Linked DNA regions of Homo sapiens: all the other regions are linked to region 2. A link is a contact called in ENCODE Hi-C or POLR2A ChIA-PET data. All regions are on one chromosome and are shown on one strand. Each heading gives the region's core, a stretch centred on a gene start or an enhancer-like site at or near the end of the contact. The rest is flanking DNA. Distances are from core to core; before and after follow the strand shown.

Evidence for each region. Hi-C counts contacts between places; a loop is a spot of excess contacts on that map. ChIA-PET counts read pairs that join two places held with the same protein, here RNA polymerase II (POLR2A). Pooled maps may share reads with other maps.
Region 1: a loop to region 2 is called in a pooled map, with 2.4 times the contacts of the local background. The contact joins the enhancer-like site here to the promoter of PPIE in region 2. A Hi-C loop is called at or near these places in 7 of 50 pooled maps. POLR2A ChIA-PET finds 5 or more read pairs at or near these places in 2 of 52 experiments (B cell and H1).
Region 3: a map of endothelial cell of hepatic sinusoid shows a loop between it and region 2 (4-fold over the local background). The contact joins the enhancer-like site here to the promoter of PPIE in region 2. A Hi-C loop is called at or near these places in 1 of 168 maps with a recorded cell type or tissue (endothelial cell of hepatic sinusoid). POLR2A ChIA-PET finds 5 or more read pairs at or near these places in 1 of 52 experiments (WTC11).

Annotation. Positions count from the first base shown.
Region 1 is chr1:39,523,470-39,527,405 of GRCh38, reverse strand. It overlaps BMP8A (bone morphogenetic protein 8a), which reads right to left. Exons shown (of 7, transcript NM_181809.4): 7 at 1-1,757. The coding sequence ends at 1,608. It also overlaps the pseudogene PPIEL. Among named protein-coding and RNA genes, the nearest start is that of BMP8A, 34 kb to the right of the region's middle. RefSeq lists an enhancer at 3,790-3,936. Within about 2 kb of position 1,470, at least 4 of the 41 ENCODE cell types and tissues checked have a DNase peak (open chromatin) inside an H3K27ac peak, as active enhancers do; they include B cell, where a contact is called at or near this core.
Region 2 is chr1:39,736,037-39,740,202 of GRCh38, reverse strand. It overlaps PPIE (peptidylprolyl isomerase E), which reads right to left and starts at 1,321. Exons shown (of 10, transcript NM_006112.4): 1 at 1,272-1,321; 2 at 1-38. The coding sequence starts at 1,302. RefSeq lists an enhancer at 1,064-1,273.
Region 3 is chr1:39,933,086-39,936,798 of GRCh38, reverse strand. No RefSeq gene overlaps it. Among named protein-coding and RNA genes, the nearest start is that of MFSD2A, 20 kb to the left of the region's middle. Within about 2 kb of position 2,403, at least 13 of the 41 ENCODE cell types and tissues checked have a DNase peak (open chromatin) inside an H3K27ac peak, as active enhancers do.

The sequences.
Region 1 (3,936 bases), core at 221-2,720, 210 kb after region 2:
TGCTTTTAATGACACGGTTTGGGCAGCTGGACTCTGTCTGTTCCAGCAGGTAAATTACAGGCTTAGCAAGTCAGAAATCAAATAAACACTCCAACTCCCAGTGGCTGTTCCAAGGAGAACAGCGGTTTCCGGGAACAGTGGAGGCCGAGACAAACCTCCCCACCCAACTCAGCCTAATTACTGCCTGTCACTCCCTGGGACAGGGACCTTTTCTTTGACTCACAGACCCAAGACACAGGACAGCGCTGGTGGGCACCCAGGGTGACGCCAATTTTGGTGGCCAGCTTGTTCATAACTCCTAGACACAAGCAAACACTGGCAGTCCCCACCCTTGCCCCATGCCTGGCCGGAGACTGCCAGTCACCCTGCTTTGGATGGAATGGATTGCTCTGCAGTGGGGCAGGAGGGGGAACTGAGGTCTTATTGACAATGCCTGGTGGTGGCTGTCTGCAGTTCTGTGCTGAGGCCTGGAGGCCCTGTCCTGGTTCAGTGGGAAAGGTACGTAGGTTGATTACTGACATGAGCCATGGGCAAGGGGAGCAGGCTGCGGGGGCATTTGCTCTGTGCCAGCCTACACTACATGTTGGAGCTGCTGGTCTTGCCTCTGTCTCAGTGCTGAGCCCCAAATGGGTCAGCATGGTAGAGATGGTGGAGGGAACTGGAAGCCCCCAGGATTCTTTGCTCCTGTGGGAGTCATACCTCTTTCCCAGGCAGGAGAAGGGGCAGGCCCAGGGCAAGGGAATACACATGACATAAAATATCCCCAGTGGCCAGGCACGGTGGCTCATGCCTGTCATCCCAACACTTTGGGAGGCCGGGCGGGTGGATCACCTGAGGTCAGGAGTTCAAGACCAGCCTGGCCGATATGGTGAAACCCCGTCTCTACTAAAAATACAAGAATGAGCTGGGCGTGGTGGTGGGCCCCTGTAATCCCAGCTACTCAGGAGGCTGAGGCACGAGAATTGCTTGAACCTGGGAGGCAGAGGTTGCAGTGAGCCAGGATTGCACCACTGCACTCCAGCCTGGGTGACAGAGTGAGACTCTATCTGGAAAAAAAAAAAAAAAATCCCCAGTGGCTTCGTGGGGATGTCCAGCTTATTCTTTTTCTAATATGCTAACTGCACCCTGGACCAAATGAGAAGAATCCCAGAACACACTGTGCTGAGAACATAAGCGTGTCCAATTTTGCCCAGAAATGGCCAGTGTTGTACCTGGGAAGAGGCAGAGCCCTTCTCCTCACACCTAAACCCTCTGGTGAATGGAGAAAAGCTCGGGTCAGCCAACCTCAGACCATCCGGGGCCAGCCACAGTCTGACAGGTCCTAAGATAGGACTTCTGTGCTGACTCCAGACAGTGCAGTCAGCACAGGCTCTGAGGCTGCTGTGTGCCTTAGGCCACCAAAGTGTCGGGCAGAGTGACAGCCACAAACCCCAGGGGAGGGGCACAGAGGTACCGAGAAAGGACCAGAAGCCTGACAGGAAGTAGGCACCGAGAGTGAGGGCCCCTGACACTCCTGCTTGAGCTGTGACAGCATTTAAGGGTTTTCTGCCTCTGCAGGGCCCGATCCAGATGAGAAGGGTGGCTGCAGTAGGGCTGGGCGGGCTGACTCAGTGGCAGCCGCAGGCCTTGACCACCATGTTGCGGTGCTTGCGCAGGATGACGTTGTTGCTGCTGTCATAGTAGAGCACAGAGGTGGCGCTCAGCTTGGTGGGTGCACAGCACGCCTTGGGGACTGCGTTTGGCTTCATCAGGTGCACCTGGCCAGGAAGGGAGCACAGGCAGGGGCATGAGGCCAGTGGCCTCCTCTGAGGACCCACCTAGCCCCGCCCCAGCTCCACCTGCTCCCTGCCCTGGCCATCTCCAAGCCACATGGGAGCAGCACAATAATAAGAATTATTAACAGGAATAAGAGCAGCCCTGAGAGCTCTGGGAGCGGGAGCTGTGGTGGCCCACAGTGCCCAGGGAGGGATACATGGCAGCCCCAGGGTGTGGGGCAGGTGGGCAGGGCACTAATGAGGGGCCTCGAGTCCCAGGCCAAGGGCTCAGACTTCCTCCTGGGGATAATGGGAAGGAGAACCTCATGGCCAGGTTTGTGCCCTTAGTGAGGTCCCCAAGGGGGAACCTGGAAGGACCACTGTCTTCTTATAGCCCTTCAGACCCCCCCAGAGGCTCTGCCTCCCCACACCCTGGCCTCCCTCCCCAGGCTCTGGGAGGCCAGGCCTCGCCCCCTCTCCTGTGCTGCTCCTTCTCCCAGAGGACTGCATCCGCCCTCAGCACTTCAAGGCCCTGCATGTGCCCGCACCTCTCCACTCCCCTGGCTCAGCTTGGACCTCTCTTCTGAACTCCAGACTTGCGGATCCTGCTCCCCTTCCCACTTCTGCACTTGGGGGTCTAATGAGGCCTCAGTGGAACATAGAATTCCTCCCGCCCTGACATCATAGCTCCCGCCTGGGAGGCCTCCTGGATGACTCCTTTCGCCTCCTCCCTTCCCTGAGAGCAGCCCCTGGCTCAACCTCCACCTCCGTGCTGCCTCGGACCACCTGCCCAGTCGAGCTGCCATCACCTGCCAGGTGACCACAGCAGCCCTCACTCATCCCCTGCTCCTCTGCCTTCCACTCCCGCGACCATCAGCCTCCCCAAGCCAGAAAGGTCCTTCTGGAGGGTGACGCAGACCAGGACACTGCTTTGCTGAAGACCTCTGACAGCCTCTGGGGTTGCTTGGAATAAAATCCACCCTCCTTCCCAGGGAACCCCAGGCCCTACGGGAGCTGGCCTGGCTCACCCCGGCATCACCTCCCTCCACTCTCCTCCCCTTCACTGCACCCAGCCCCTCTCCTCCCTGCTGGCCCTGAACTTAGGGCCAGCCTGCTCCTGTCTTAGGGCCTTGCACTTGCTCCTTCTGGAACATTCCTCCTCCAGCTGCTGACGTGCCCCTCCTTGTGTGGAGAGGCTGGGCCCAGTCTCACTCCACTGACGGCACGGCTGCTCTGCTCTTCCTCACAGGAGGTGTCAACTCCACGGTTGGTTTGCTTCTGTGCCCACCGACAGCCTCCCCTAGAGCACAGTGCCTGTTTGCTGCCCTGTAGGCTGTGAGCACTCACTCTAGTTGAGCCCCTGAGGGGCAGGGGCAAGGGCAGAGGAGATGGAGTCCAGGAGCTGCAGGTGCAGTCACCTTCCCATGTACCTCCCACACATGCAGCTGTGAGAACCACACGGCATAAAGGGTGGCTGGGCCAGGCCACCCCACGCGTCCTCATCACCCCTGGGCCTTTCCAAGGAGATGGCTCCAGGTGTCCAGCAAACACCATTTGACTGCCCAGAAAGGAAGTATTATCATAGGCTCAGAGCAGCTTTTGGTAATTTCTTTCCTCTCACACCAAGGCATTGTGTGCGCACGTGTGTGTGTGTGTGTGTGTGTGTGTGTGTTTTAATTTTTATTTTAGAGACAGGGTTTTGCTGTGTTGCTCAGGCTTGTCTTGAACTTCTGGGCTCGTGTGCTGCGATTACAGGGTGAGCCACTGCGCCTGATCAAGGCATCACCGTTGAACCTCCTAAGAGGAAAACATAAGGCTGTGCAATACCAGGAACTGGGATTCTAGGTAAAAACTTCTAGAAGGAAGCCTCGGTGCCAGAATCCGCAAACACACAGAGCACTCAGTGGTGAGCAGCACCAGTGATCCCATCAGAAGCCTGCTTTTGTCCTTTAAGGTTGCCCCAGACACCAAGGCATCAAAAGCCAGGGGATCCAGAGAAAACACAGACAGCCAAGAGAGAAACTGCGGGAAAAAGCCAAAAGGTTGAGAGCCACACCATCTAGAAGCTTCCTGCCTGTGGTGCGGCACAGGTGGGTGAGTGCACACGCACACCCCACACACTGTGCGCACATATCACAGGCGGTCAGACTTGCCAGCGTACTCGGGGGCCCGTGTGTTAAGA
Region 2 (4,166 bases), core at 72-2,571:
ATGAAGAACTTTGTCGTCCACTTCCTCTGCCAGTCCACCTGCAAATAAGCCAAGGGCCTTCTGAGCCACTGATCTCCATACTCTTGCAGAAGTCCTTGCAGCCCAGTTAGCATGCTAGCCAGGGGACAGGACCCTTCCATTCAGTTCTTTGGGTAAACAAACATCCCCCTCTCATCTCTGCCCACCCATACTTATGAAAAATATTCCTCTCTTCGCCCTTCTTTCAGACTCTCATCTAGTCCTGGGATTACTGCAATAGCTTCACAACTGACCTCCCTGCCTCCATTCCATCAACTCCACAAAGCCAACTAGAATGATCTTAGGAAAATGCAAATTTGAACCCGTAACTTTTCGCTTACACTCCTTCAAAGGCTTCCCACTGTCCTCAGGATAAAGTGCAAACTCCTTAGCAGTACCCACCTCTCCAGCTTTTTTGCTTTGCTTCCTAATTTCCTGGGTCTCCCGAATAATGACCCACTTGCCCCCAAGTGTCAGGCTATTTCACACCTTTGCGACTCCCTTGCAGTGAACGGCCTTGCCTCTGCTTCGGTTACGTAGCTAACTCCTGCTCATCAGCTCTGGCATCGCCGCATCCAGAATTTGCCCTCGCTTCTCCAGATGGATGGGTCATTTGTCCCGCAGCCAGGCCCATATTATCATGATCCATCCTCACTACAGCGCTTATCAAAAGTGTGCTACTGAGGTAATTCCACTTTTTTTCTGGCTAGTCTGGGAACTCCTTCCTTTATGGCAGGGGCTGGGGCTGAGCCGTCGCTGCACTGAATGTTTGTAAAACAAATGAACGAGAGGATCCGAAGGGCCATAATACTCCTTTACCGCTCCTCGGGGCCCGCTGGAGCTCAGCGGGCTAGGAAGTCAGAATAATCATTCCGTCTCGGGTTCACGCACCTGAGGTGTGTGGCAAGGCTGTTCACTGCAAGGGAGTCGCAAAAGCAGAGGCCCAAAGGTGTGAAATAACCTGAACCTTGGGGGCAAGTGGGTCATTTTTCGGGAGACCCAGCGAATCGGGAAGCAAAGCAAAGAAGCTGGAGAAGTGCGTACTGCTAAGAAGTCTGCACTTTTTCCTGAGGACAGTGGGAAACCTTGGAAGGAGTTTAAGCACAGCCAGAGCTATCGCCAGCACTACCGCCAGAGACCCGGCCTTGACAGCAGCTCGCCGTCCTCCTGGTTCAGAGATGCGTCCCACCCCACGCCCCGACCCTTGGGGGTCGCGTTCACTCAGACTCCGCCTAGCAACCCCTCCTGCTCACCCACGTACAAGACGCGCTTGGTGGTGGCCATCTTGCTCGCGCGCTTTTCCGCCGGAAGCCAGCACTCGACCCGTCCTCTTCCCCACTGTCCCGCCCCGCCCCCAACGCTTAGCTCTTAGACCCCGCCCACCCTCGCGTTGGTCCAACCGGCATCCCGCTACCCGGATGCACTGGGCGCCTTGTGAGGTGCGCAGTGGTAAACCAAGGGACGTGGTCCTCGCGCTTCCCAGTGCGCACCGTGTTGGGGGAGGGAAACCTTGGCCGAATCAACCCGATTATTATGGGCAAACGATAAACTCTGGTGCTTGGCCATCCTGCGCGTCTGTTTTTGGACAACCTGGGAGCTAAGAATGAATTTTACCTTTTGAAATAGTTGGAAAAAATAAAAAAACTATATTTTCTTGGCCGGGCGTGGTGGCTCATGCCTGTAGCCCCAGCACTTTGGGAGGCTGAGGCGGGCGGATCACCTGAGGTCAGGAGTTCGAGAGCAGCCTGGCCAACATGGTGAAACCCCGTCTCTACTAAAAATGCAAAAATTAGCCAGGCGTGGTAGCGGGCGCCTGTAATCGCAGCTACTCAGGAGGCTGAGGCTGGAGAATCGCTTGAACCCAGGTAGCGGAGGTTGCAGTGAGCAGAGATCGCGCCGTTGCACTCCAGCCAGGGTGACGAGAGCGACACACCATCTCACAAAATATATATGTATATTTTCTTAGCACATGAAAATTATGTGAAATTAAAATTTCAGTGTCCGTAAAGAAAGCTTTATGGGGACACAGCCACGCTCATTCCTTTAAGTATGACTGTGGCTGCTTTCCTACTACAAGGGCAGAAGAGCTATAGCCTGCAAAGCCTACAATAATATTTACAATCTGGCTCTTCAGAAAGAACGTTTGTCTACTCGTGTTAGGTTTTGAAAAGAAGGCAAGGGTTAAAGAAAGACACACACACACACACACACACACACAGAAAGAGGGCGGCTCGACAGCAAACGCAGGCTTTATGTCCAGCATAATAACCTACAGAAGTGGGGAACCAGCCTAATGCCAGTGCCCACCACTGCTTACAGACTGGGCAATTTATAGGTATGGGCGGTAGGGGTCTGGGCAGTATGGGTTGCTGCCTAGCAGGATATTGATATAAAGATGTTCTCATGATGAGGCGGTTTGGCCCTTGTTCCAGTGGGATGTCATCATGGTGTCCCTTGGACCTTTGCCCAGGAAGATATGAGAGGGATGTTTCTTTAGTTGGGCCTTTGTCTGCCTTGTGGTCGGGTGGTTAGGCAGGATGTTTCTCACAGCCCAAACCCCTGTGAAATGTTTCACTTTGACCAAGGTCTGCAGAATAGCAGGGAGCTTACAAAATGGTGCAGTTTAGAGTAACATCTTGGACTAAACCCACTAATATATAAATTACAGGTTGACATAGTGGTAGGAAATAATGGGACCATCTATTTTATATGGAGCAGGGGGTTAAGACCTTCCTGAGGTGACATTTAAGCTGAATTCTGAAGGAAAAGGAGCCAGAGAGAGGAGGAGGCAGCTTCCGCACACTCAAGGAACTAAAAGACCAGAGCCTGGGATGGTGGGGTGGAGGGCATATCAGGTGGGAAAGGTAGGCAGAGGGCCACATCATGAGGGTGCTGTAAGCCTTCTGGAAGATTTGGGAGCTTTGAGAAGCTGCTGAAGTTACAACAGGAGAGTTACATGCTCACATCATTTTAGACAGTGCTCTGACACTAGGCCCAGGATGGGTTGATTGGAACCCAGGAGACCAGGAAGTTAATGTAGTAGACTAAGGAAGAGTTGATAGTGGCTCTGTTCCTCCAATCCACTTGTCCAGGGTGATTTTTTTTTTCTTTTTTTCTTTGAGACAGGGTCTTGCTCTCTTACCCAGGCTGGAAGGCAGTGACATGATCATGGTTCACTGCAGCCTCAACCTCCCAGCCTCAAATGATCCTCCCACCTTAGCCTCCCGAGTAGCAGCTGGGAGTACAGGTGCACGTCACCATGCCCAGCTAATTTTTTTTTTTTTTTTTTTTTTTTAGAGACAGGGTCTTGCCATGTTGCCCAGGCTGGTCTCAAACTCCTGGACTCAAGCGATCCTCCTGCCTCGGCCTCCCAAAGTGCTGGGATTACAAGTGTGAGCCACTACACCCGGCCTAGGGTTATCTTTCTTCAAAATAAACCTAAATTCTCTAGAACTCCCTACCTAAATCACTGATGCTGCTAACAAGGTCCTTGACAAGGGGTCCATGCCTACCTCAAGTCAACCCTGACCTCCACATCAGTTCCTCACCTACTTACCATGGGCTCTTTTTCCTTGCCTCTGCTTTTGCTCATTGAGTTCTTTCTTTTCTCCATCTGGAGGCACCCACCAGTCCTTGTCAGAGGTCCTAGTTAAGCTTCACTCACCCAAATCCCCTATAGACAGAGTCCATAGTCCCCAAGTTCAGAAGTCAATTGGAATACACCCTATAACTATAGTCAGGTATGTCTCTCTCTCCCAGTAGATGAAGGTATTTGACACCACGGCCTGTACCCATTGTATTCCCAGAGCTAAGCAGTGGCTGCGCACACAGCTGACCTTACCAACCTCATGCCAAACCAGGGAGTTGATACTTATAGGAATGAGGCTGTGAGATCTGATTAGGAGAGCTCTTTGTGTACCCGTCACTATTCCAAAACAAAAGGTCACTCTCAGGAAGAATCTGACCAGGCGTCCTTTATGTGGTGTGGTATAATAAAAAATAGATACTTGGTCTTTGTCCTAGTTCCTGGCACAGAGCTTCTAAAATCATTGGAATATCCTGAGTGCTGTGTCTTTTGTTATTCATAATGAGCCCATTTTGACCCTACCTAAGTTTGTGCTAAGCAGATGACTCAAGGTAGAACCCCT
Region 3 (3,713 bases), core at 1,154-3,653, 200 kb before region 2:
ACAAGAGTGTATCCTGAGGTGGCCAGAAGCCATCCTGCTTATCAAGGATGTTTCTGCAGAGCAGAGAGCAGTAAGGAAGCCTAAGCGCAGGCCCACAGCCTGGCTCCACGAGGGAAGGCAGGGTGGGTAGGCAGCAACCAGGGCCCGGGACTGAGTCTGAGGAGCTCCCCCCATCACTGTCCTACCTCATTCTCAGAGACTTTGCCCCACCCTCCATTCCAGCCAGGAATTAGACTTGAAGCTCTCAGTCCCCAGAACAGTCTCTCCAGGGCTCTCCTAAGCCTCTTCTGGAGCCCTGCCTCTTATCCTGATCGCCTTGTCCTTTACAGAAAACTGCACCCCTTTTGTTCCCCGTCAGGGTCCCCTTCCTCCCACCTCTGCCTGAGCCTCCCACCCAGCAGGATTCATCCGCAGCTGTACTGCTGGTCACGCTCGCCTGTCAAGGAAGTTTCCTTAACATAGACTTCCACAGGAGACGGCCAGGAGTGGGCTACACCCCCTTTATTTGCCCACCCCCTGACTTGCCCCTCTAGCGCCACAAACTCAAGGCCCATGTGCATGCAAGACTTCCCGAAGAGGCAGGAATTCTTGTAGGAAAATACAACTAGAAGAAATAATTTAAAATTGCACATATCACATAACTGCCCAAGGAAAAAACAACCAAAACCTGTTATAGTTTTTCACAGCGTCCCTCATGGGTACACTTGGTTCCTAACTTTGTTCTCTCATCTCAGATCCTCCCTCTCCACACCCACAAAAAGACTACCTTTTCAGTTCTCCACTGGGCAAAATATCCACCAGACTCTGTGCAGGAAACCTCACCTAGTAAGCCACATGCAATAGGATCAAAAGGATAAGAAACACTTAGTAGGAGTATTTCTTCTTCCCATGAGTCTAGAATAGTATCAAAGAAGGAGGATGGAAGGGTGCAGAAAATAGGTTTCAGCCAAACAGTCTAGGGTAGGCTTGGCAATTTTGATCCTCGTGGTCCTGTTCCTTTAATGTCTTTCTACCAATGAGAAGTGATGAGCTATGCCTCCTCCTCATTGTTCAGACTTGGCCTTTTAGAGCAAGTGAGGATGACCGTAGGGTGCTTAAATGCAGATCCAATATACAGACACATACACCCTTACAAAAGACAAGTGTTTATTCTCAGCAAAGATGCAGTCTAAATCCATCCTGAGGAAGAGAAACATTTTCCTAAGAGCCCTATAGTCTGATCCCTGCCTGCAGTGGGGCTAACACTCAAATTATTTTTCAGGGTGATGTCAGATGCTCTGGGTGCATTGTCCTGCTTCCAGGCTGTGCCTCCACCTATCCTGTGCAAAAAATGGGCCTAGTAAAGAGCATCAACCCACAGTGGCCCTCCCTGGATACATAATGTCCTTGTAAGAGCTTTGAAATGTACTTTCTTTACCTTAGACCAGATGAAAATCATGGGGGAGGGGGCTGAAATTCTTCCACCCCTAAGCAGAACAATCCAGAAGTGTTAGCTATTGGTTTTTCTCTTTTTTTTTTTTTTTTTGAGACAGAGTTTCATTCTTTTTGCCCAAGCTGGAATGCAATGGCGCAATCTCGGCTCACTGCAACCTCCACCTCCTGGGTTCAAGTGATTCTCCTGCCTCAGCCTCCCGAGTAGCTGGGATTACAAGTGCACACCATCATGCTCGTCTAATTTTTTGTATTTTTAGTAGAGATGAGGTTTCACCATGTTAGCCAGGCTGGTCTCGAACTCCTGACCTCAGGTGATCTGCTCGCCTCGGCCTCCCAAAGTGCTGGGATTACAGGCGTGAGCCATCACGCCCGACCGCTATTGGATTTTCTAAGTACCTCCTCATTCTTTCCATCTCCACTCCAGTCTCCCACTCTGACCACCACATCCTCCCTTACAGCTCTGTTGGTCTCTCCTAGGAAAGCCTCAGGGGTGTGAACCTCTAGTCATGCTCAGTTCTTGACATGTCTCACGTTGATTCATTCTGTCTCCCTGACCAGGCTGCAGCTTCTGGGTTCAGGAACTGGGCCAGGATCCCTTCATTCAGGCAGGCACTTACTGAGCCCTGACTCTGTGTCAGAGTCCTCGAGGAGTTCAGAGTCTGAGGGAGAAACCAACAGGTAAATAAATCATTGCAGTAAGAGTGTGATAAAAATTATGATAGAAGAAAACAGAGGAAAAATATGGGCAAAGTTGCCACATTGCACAACTCTGGGGGTCCGTATGACTCGTCTCCTCTGGGGTTGTGCAATGAGCCCTGGTCATGCGCAAGACCAGAGGAGGAGTCTCATCCAGTGTGGGAGGTCCAGGCAAGCGCCTCAAGGAGACCAGGCGTTAGCTGAGGCTCAAAGGGCAAGTTTGCCAGGCAGATGGGGAGTGAAGGGCAATCCAGGCAGAACAAACCACATGTGCAAAGCCACAGCGGGATGAGGAAACATGTTAAATGTTGGGAAATATCAGGAAATACATTTTGGCTGACGTACTGGGTACATGTGGGAGAATGCCTAGAGCTTGCTTGTTAAATGAATTAATGACTATAATAATAAAAATCATAATCACCAACATTTGTTAACCACTCTGTCTATGCCAGGCACCGTGCTAAGTGGTGTACATGCATTTGTTCATTCTAACTTCACAACAACCCCGTGAGGTAGGTTCTTTATTACCCTCCTCTCTGCAGATAAGGAAGCAGAGGCTCAGAGAAATTAATCAACTTGCTTAAGGTCACAGAACTAGTGAACTGCAGAGCCAGGTTGGAAACCTGGATCTCCTGATTCTAGAACACTGGGCCCTTGACCACTACTTCCCTCAATACTAGTGTCCTTGACTTTGGGCAGTCGTGGCTTCAGTGCAGACCGAGGAAGAGACCAGAAGTCACATCAGGCCCCCTTTAAGCTTCTCCAGCAGCAGGGCTCTCTGTGGGTATTGGCATTGACAAGGGTCAACTCCACTGAGACCTGGAGCAGGAAAAGGGGAAAATGGGGAGGGGGCCTCATGAGCTAATTCTCTCTGCATATATGAAAAGCCTCTGGGATTCCCAGAGCTCTCCAGAAGGAATTTGAGGGAGGCAGGGTCCTGCAGAGCCAGAAAAACACTATTTGGTGAAATTGGGTGTTTTTTGTTTTTTGTTTTTGAGACGGAGTCTTGCTCCGTCCCCCAGGCTGGAGTGCAGTGGCATGATCTCAGCTCACTGCAACCTCCGCCTCCCGGGTTCAAACGATTCTCCTGCCTCAGCATCCCAAGTAGCTGGGACTACAGGCACGTGCCACCACGCCCAGCTAATTTTTGTATTTTTAGTAGAGATGGGGTTTCACCATGTTGGTCAGGCTGATCTTGAACTCCTGACTTCAAGTGATCCGCCCGCCTCGGCCTTCCAAAGTGCTGGGATTACAGGCATGAGCCACCATGCCTGGCCTGAAATTGTTTTTTATCCTGGGCATGATGTAGCCTGGTCACACCCTGAAAAATGTCAAATTCTCTTCTGTTCACTCACACCTGCATTCCTTCTCATGTCACCTGTTTTTTTTTTTGTTGTTGTTGTAGTTGTTTTTGTTTTTTATTGAGACAGTGTCTTGCTCTGTTGCCCAGGCTGGAGTGCTGTGGTGCAATCACAGCTTAATGCAACCTTCGCCTCCTGGGCTCAAGCGATTCTCCCATCTCAGCCTCCTGAGTAGCTGGGACTACAGGTACCCACCACCATGCCCAGCTAATTTTTGGATAC